2 separate regions of the Mus musculus genome follow, and region 2 is linked to region 1. Evidence: chromatin contacts called from ENCODE POLR2A ChIA-PET data. All regions are on one chromosome and are shown on one strand. The core of a region is the stretch at or near the end of the contact, and the rest is flanking DNA. Distances in the headings are between cores, read along the strand shown. Region 1 holds the start of Rps6ka1 (ribosomal protein S6 kinase polypeptide 1). Region 2 holds the start of Hmgn2 (high mobility group nucleosomal binding domain 2).

Region 1 (2,700 bases), core at 39-2,538:
GCCCAAGCTAGCCCTGAACAGAGATCCTCCTGCCTCTGCCTCCCTACTGCTAGGATTAGAGGCGTGAGTGACTTCTCTCCACTTAAAAATGTACTGCATTAAAATGTCTTTATCGGGGAAGGTTGTCCCTGTGCACATTTGTGGAGGTCAAAGGACTGCTTATGAGTTGGTTCTCTTCCACCACATGGGGCCTGGGGATCAGACTCAGGGAAGGCAAGCTCTTTTACCCATTGAGTCCATCCACGGACCCACCCCACACTCTTTTAAACACCAGTGTGCTCCTGACCTGCTGTGTGACTTCGGATAAATAGCTTAGGGTGTCTACTAGGATGGGGTGGAGTCTCAAAAAAAAAATCACAAGCTGCCTGAAGGTGGAGGTCGGAGATACTCAACACGACCTGGCCGGCAAAGCCTGGGTTCCATGGCCATAACCAAGCAAGGAAACGTAACAAAAAATAAATTCCCTATCAATGACGCCTGTCTTCGCTGGAGGCTTTTAATAAACGAGCCAGCTTGTCTTTCACCTGAGAGTAAGTCTCACGACACCTGGGGCCTAAAATCTCCTTAAGAGCAGGCCAAATCTTACTGGAGAGAATCCTGATCCCACCAGAACTGGATTTTGCCTTCTTTCCAGGGACTCCTGCTCAAGTCAGACCACAATCTGGTCTGCCACGGAAGAGGCGCGGACCTGGCCTGAAACCAGCGCCCTCAAGTGATAGGGCACAACAGACTAGGAAGGAGAAAAAAAAATGCGTATTAGGAAATCACCCTGGGGGCGCTGTGGGTCCTGGCGCTGGCTGGCTTGGGACCCGGGGATCACATGGAGACCCCAAAGTGTGGGCTCCCGTGATGTGCACAAGCTTTCGGAAGGGGGCGATCCTAAGGGCTTGGAGAGCTGAGAGCCAGAGGGCACAAGGCCCAGGCTCCTTCCACGCCTCAGTCGGGATCAGGCCCAGGACGTCCCATGTAAATGTGGGGTGGCAGCCCCTCCCCCTGGAGGGAGAAGGCACATCTGGGTTAACATCCCAAAGGCTGCTAGGACAGGACAACGGAGGCCCCAGCGAGGTCTGCAAAGCGGCACAAAGCCCGGGAAAACGGAACCCGCGGAGCCTCCGGTGGGCAGGGCCGACAGTGGGCTGGGGTCTCTCGTGAAGGCAAGGCTGACTCCCGGCGCGTTGGGGGCGGGGGTCCGCGCCGGGAATGCCGCGCCGTGGGGGGACTGGGCGGGGCTACTCAGGCCCCGCCCCCGCGCAGGTAGCCAATGGGCGCGGCGGCGCCGGGTGACGGAGCGAGCCGAAGTGCGAGTGCCGCGGCGGCGGCGGACGGCCCATCCAGAGCGCGAGGGGCTCAGGGGCGTGCGGGGGTCTCGGTGTAGCAGCAGGGACCCCGTGGCCCAGAGGCAGCGCTGCCCGGGGCCGCCGGGAGGAGCGCGGGCGGTCCGGCAGCGGCGCGATGCCGCTCGCCCAGCTCAAGGAGCCCTGGCCGCTCATGGAGCTGGTGCCGCTGGACCCGGAGGTGAGTGAGAGGGGCGGGGGTTGGGGGGACAGGCGGCGGCGGCCGGCCAGCCCGGATCCGCACCGGGGCGGGGCGGGGGCGGCCCGCGGCGTCTCTGCAGCCCCGCGGGGACGTGAGTGCCCTCCGGTCTCTAGCTCACTGTCCGGCTCCACCCCCTTGTGCTCCGGGTGTGCGTGTGTAGGGGATGGTTCTGCTGGGCTCTCAGTACCTCCCTGCAGTAGCCAGGAGAGGAATCTCCACGGTGTGTTGAGATCTGACACCTAGGACCCATCCCGCTTATCATCTTTTAGTAGCTGTGGGAGTTGCCCCAATCAGTGCAGAAGGGAGAAAGGCTTGGGTCAGATGTCTAGGCTTCTACTAGAGACAAGGATCATGGGAATCCGGTTTCTCACCTTAACCTCTCCCCAAGACCTCTCTTCGTTCCTCCACTTCTGACCTTAGGAAGGTAGCCCTGCTGAATCCCAGGCAGTTATGGAACGTGGGACGATACCACCTCTGGAGTTGGAGCCTGCTTTCCTTTGCCCTAAAGCTAATGACACCGGGTCTTCCTACTTCAGATTATGCTGAAGAGTGGGGAAAGTCCTTAGATCTTGTGAAGACTGTCTCTGTAGAAGAGACTCTGCCTCCGTCTTCCTCTCTCCCTCCTTCCTTTCCTGTAGAAAAAGGCTGAGCCCTTGGGCAGTATGGCTTCTGCCACCTAGCCTTTCCCAGAAGCAACTCCTGTCTTTTTTGAGGGCTTTGTGGTCCAACCCTGAGCATGCAGGAGGCCACTTCTGTGCTGTCCTGTCACCCTGGGATCAAGGTCAAGTTTTGAACCAGCAACTTTAAAACTTTCCCTGCTCTCCTGCTGCGAAGGAGGCAGGTGAAACTCTGCCTTCCTTCACTGGAGCTGTTTTGGGGTACAGGAGGCTGGGGTACAGGAGACCTCACTTGATCCCAGAACCTAGATGCTTTTTCTCCTGGCTTGAACCCCTTTACCTATGCTTGGTACCTCAGGTCAGTCACTGTGAGCCCTGTCTCTCAGGACCACGGGCAGAGAGAGGATCCACAGTGAGATCCCCAAGTCTCCAGGCACTCAGGGCATGCTGCCCCTTTAAAGGGATGGGCTACACTGGCTATTGGAGGGTGGGCGCGGCTGGATTAGGTAACCAACCTGAAGGCGCAATTTGGAGTAAATTGTTCTGG
Region 2 (2,700 bases), core at 46-2,545, 80 kb before region 1:
GGAGAGGCAGATCCACTGTTGTCCAGAGGCAAAGGCTGAAAAATGCTTGATTTGAATTCGCAGATGTCTGCTTTCTGCTGCCATGGCTATTACAAACTAGCTTCAACCCTTGCCTCAGAAATTAAGATGGGACCTATTTTGTGCCTTCCGCCTGAGCACCAAACACCCTATTGCAGATGTTAGCCAGTTGTGTTATGGATGTCAAAAAGAATTTAAAATTTTCTTTTTGAGATACAAGGTTTGTGTGGTAACTGCAAACGAGAGAAGGTTTTGCTTTACTGCTGCAGTTGGCCCCCTCCATCGGGTGCACTCAGCTAGCTCTAGAAGGCCGGACTTTGGGCGGGGGTGGCCTGGAAGGGCCCCTCTGCCATCACACCTGTTCATCTACTTGTTTCCTAATCTTCCGGCGCTTCCCTTCAACCGCCTTTTCCTCACGCAACCGAGAGCAAGCCAGCTCGATGGTGTGTGAGGCGGGCTTTAGCCAGCTGTGGCATCTGCAAAGCCCAGGTTCCATGGCCTCTGCTGAGTGGGGGCAGCTGGGTAGCTGCAGCCCAGACCCAGAGAGCCGAGTGGGAGGGGCGTGCTCCCGGGCTGGGGCGCCGGCTTTTCTCCACCATTCTGTGACAGGGGCCAGAGGGGATTTAAGGAAGCTACCAGGCAGATGTTGGGGGGCTGTTTAACGTTGGGGAGGCGGCTCAGCAGTAGGTGCTGAAAGGACAGCTCCTACCTGCCCCGCTGTACCCGAAAGGCATCCCTGTGTGGAAAGTCTCCCCTCCCAGCCCACACCTCCACATCCCGTGGACTGCTTTCCAGGTGAGCACACCGAGGGACTCCCCAAGGTGGCAACTCAAAAGGATGCACGTCCGACTGCGCCAAGCTTAGCCTCCCGGCTCTCAGCCCACGGGAGCCCGTGGTCCCCGGGGCTGCGGCCGGCGCGCTTCCCGCCGCCTCTGGAGCTGGGCGGCGCGGCCAGGCCTCACAAACCCCTCTGCTGGGGCCCCGGCGGGAGCAGGAAGGAAAGCGGCCGAGATGTGCCCAGTGTCGCACGGCTTGGAGAAGTGGGTAGAAGGGTTGCATAAGGTGGAAGGAACTTGGTAGTTTGCAAAAGCCAGGTCTGGGCGGGAGCGGAACCCCAAGCCTGCCGCCTCGCGCGCCCCTCATTTATTACCTCCGACTCCGAGGCGCGCCCCCTCCCCCAAGGCGCGCCGCCGTCTCGAGCGCCCTCCCCCTGCACCCCCTCCTCACTCCAGAGGAGGTGAGTTTAAACCCCGCCCACGTGACCCCAACTGGGCCAATGAGCGGCGACGGGAGGTGAAATCCGGTTCTAACCGGTCCGGGGCTCCCAGCGCTATAAAAACTTTATAAACCCCCCGGAGCCCGAGCAGTGTGAGGAAGCAGCGAGGACGACCCCCGGACGGAGCAAACCCGCGCGCCGCTGTATCCCCGTGCTCAGCGCCGACGTCCCCTGCCGCCACCATGCCCAAAAGAAAGGTACGTGGCGCGAGCGCGCGGGCGCCCCGGGACCACCGCCAGCCTCGGGCTCGGGACTCGGCGGTAGGTCGGGCGCGGCGCGAGGTTCCAGCCCGAGTCCGGCTGCGGGGCGAATCGTGCGAGGCGCGCTGCCCGCGGGCGCCAGAAGCCATATTGGAGGCTCGGTGGCGGTAGCAGGAGGAGCCATGTTGGCAGCTGTTTATCCCGCTCCCTGTGGCCGCCCGCGCCCCCTCCCCCACCGGCAGCCCCCTCCCCTCCTCCCTTCCTCCCGCGGGCGAGCGAGCGAACGAGCGGGCGATTCAAACCCGAAAGGGCGGGAAGGCGGCGCTCGGCTGGGCGGGCGGGGGAGCGCGCTGCCGCCAAAACTGCGTCCGCGAGGGGCGGGCCCGCGGCGTGGCTCCGCCCTCCCCGGCCGCCCACGTTCCGGGCGCACGAGACGCGCGCCCCCGCCCACGGCTTCCCCGAGCTCCCGCCCTCGACGGCTGCCATGGCAACGGCGCCAGGCGCCGCCTCCGGAGAGGTTTGTTTGCACAATCTGCAGCTGTTAATGCCTGGCGCTGGTGGCTCCGAGCGCCTGTGGGGCCAGGCTCCAGCTTCTCCCGCGCTCTGCGGCCAGCCTGCCCGGTCTTCCGTGCGTCTCGGACTTTAGTTGGGCCTTATCCCCGTTAAGGCTTCTTATATAAAACTTGGGTGTATGCGTTTTTAGAATGGGGTCTGACGGTTGCTGTTAAGTTCCGGTTCTCTGAGATTTGCCTCCGAGGTTACAAGTTTTGGTCTTTTTATCATTTTGTAGGCTGAAGGGGATGCTAAAGGAGACAAAACCAAGGTGAAGGACGAGGTGAGTCTTATCCATTGAGGGCAACGCACAAAGCCTTGCGTAGTAGCTACCAAGGTTCTGTGGTAGTAAATGACCACGAATTGTCTCATTAACTTTTCTTTAATGTGAAGCTGACTAGTGAGGAGACCTGTGCTTATTCCTCTTACTTTCTTTTTTAATAGCCACAGAGAAGATCTGCGAGGTTGTCTGCTGTAAGTGTATGCGTCTATTTCCTGATCTTTACCTGATACTGGGAACCACTTGGGGGCGGATCTCTGTGATCCCGTTGCATTATATATGGTGGCTGTTGCACATCTAGAGGTGTTTGCTGTTGTCCCACGTTCTGATGCTTAAGACTAAAGTGAAAGATGGCTTTTACATTGTAAAAGAAA

The links. ChIA-PET counts read pairs that join two places held with the same protein, here RNA polymerase II (POLR2A).
Region 2: POLR2A ChIA-PET joins it to region 1 with 10 read pairs in embryonic stem cell. The contact joins the promoter of Hmgn2 here to the promoter of Rps6ka1 in region 1. POLR2A ChIA-PET finds 5 or more read pairs at or near these places in 4 of 5 experiments (Patski and embryonic stem cell).

Annotation. Positions count from the first base shown.
Region 1 is chr4:133,886,385-133,889,084 of GRCm38, reverse strand. Rps6ka1 (ribosomal protein S6 kinase polypeptide 1) reads left to right here and starts at 1,288. Exons shown (of 22, transcript NM_009097.5): 1 at 1,288-1,515. The coding sequence starts at 1,453.
Region 2 is chr4:133,966,586-133,969,285 of GRCm38, reverse strand. Hmgn2 (high mobility group nucleosomal binding domain 2) reads left to right here and starts at 1,295. Exons shown (of 6, transcript NM_016957.3): 1 at 1,295-1,491; 2 at 2,285-2,329; 3 at 2,491-2,520. The coding sequence starts at 1,477. It overlaps Dhdds (dehydrodolichyl diphosphate synthase), which reads left to right. Exons shown (of 9, transcript NM_001362959.1): 9 at 1-258.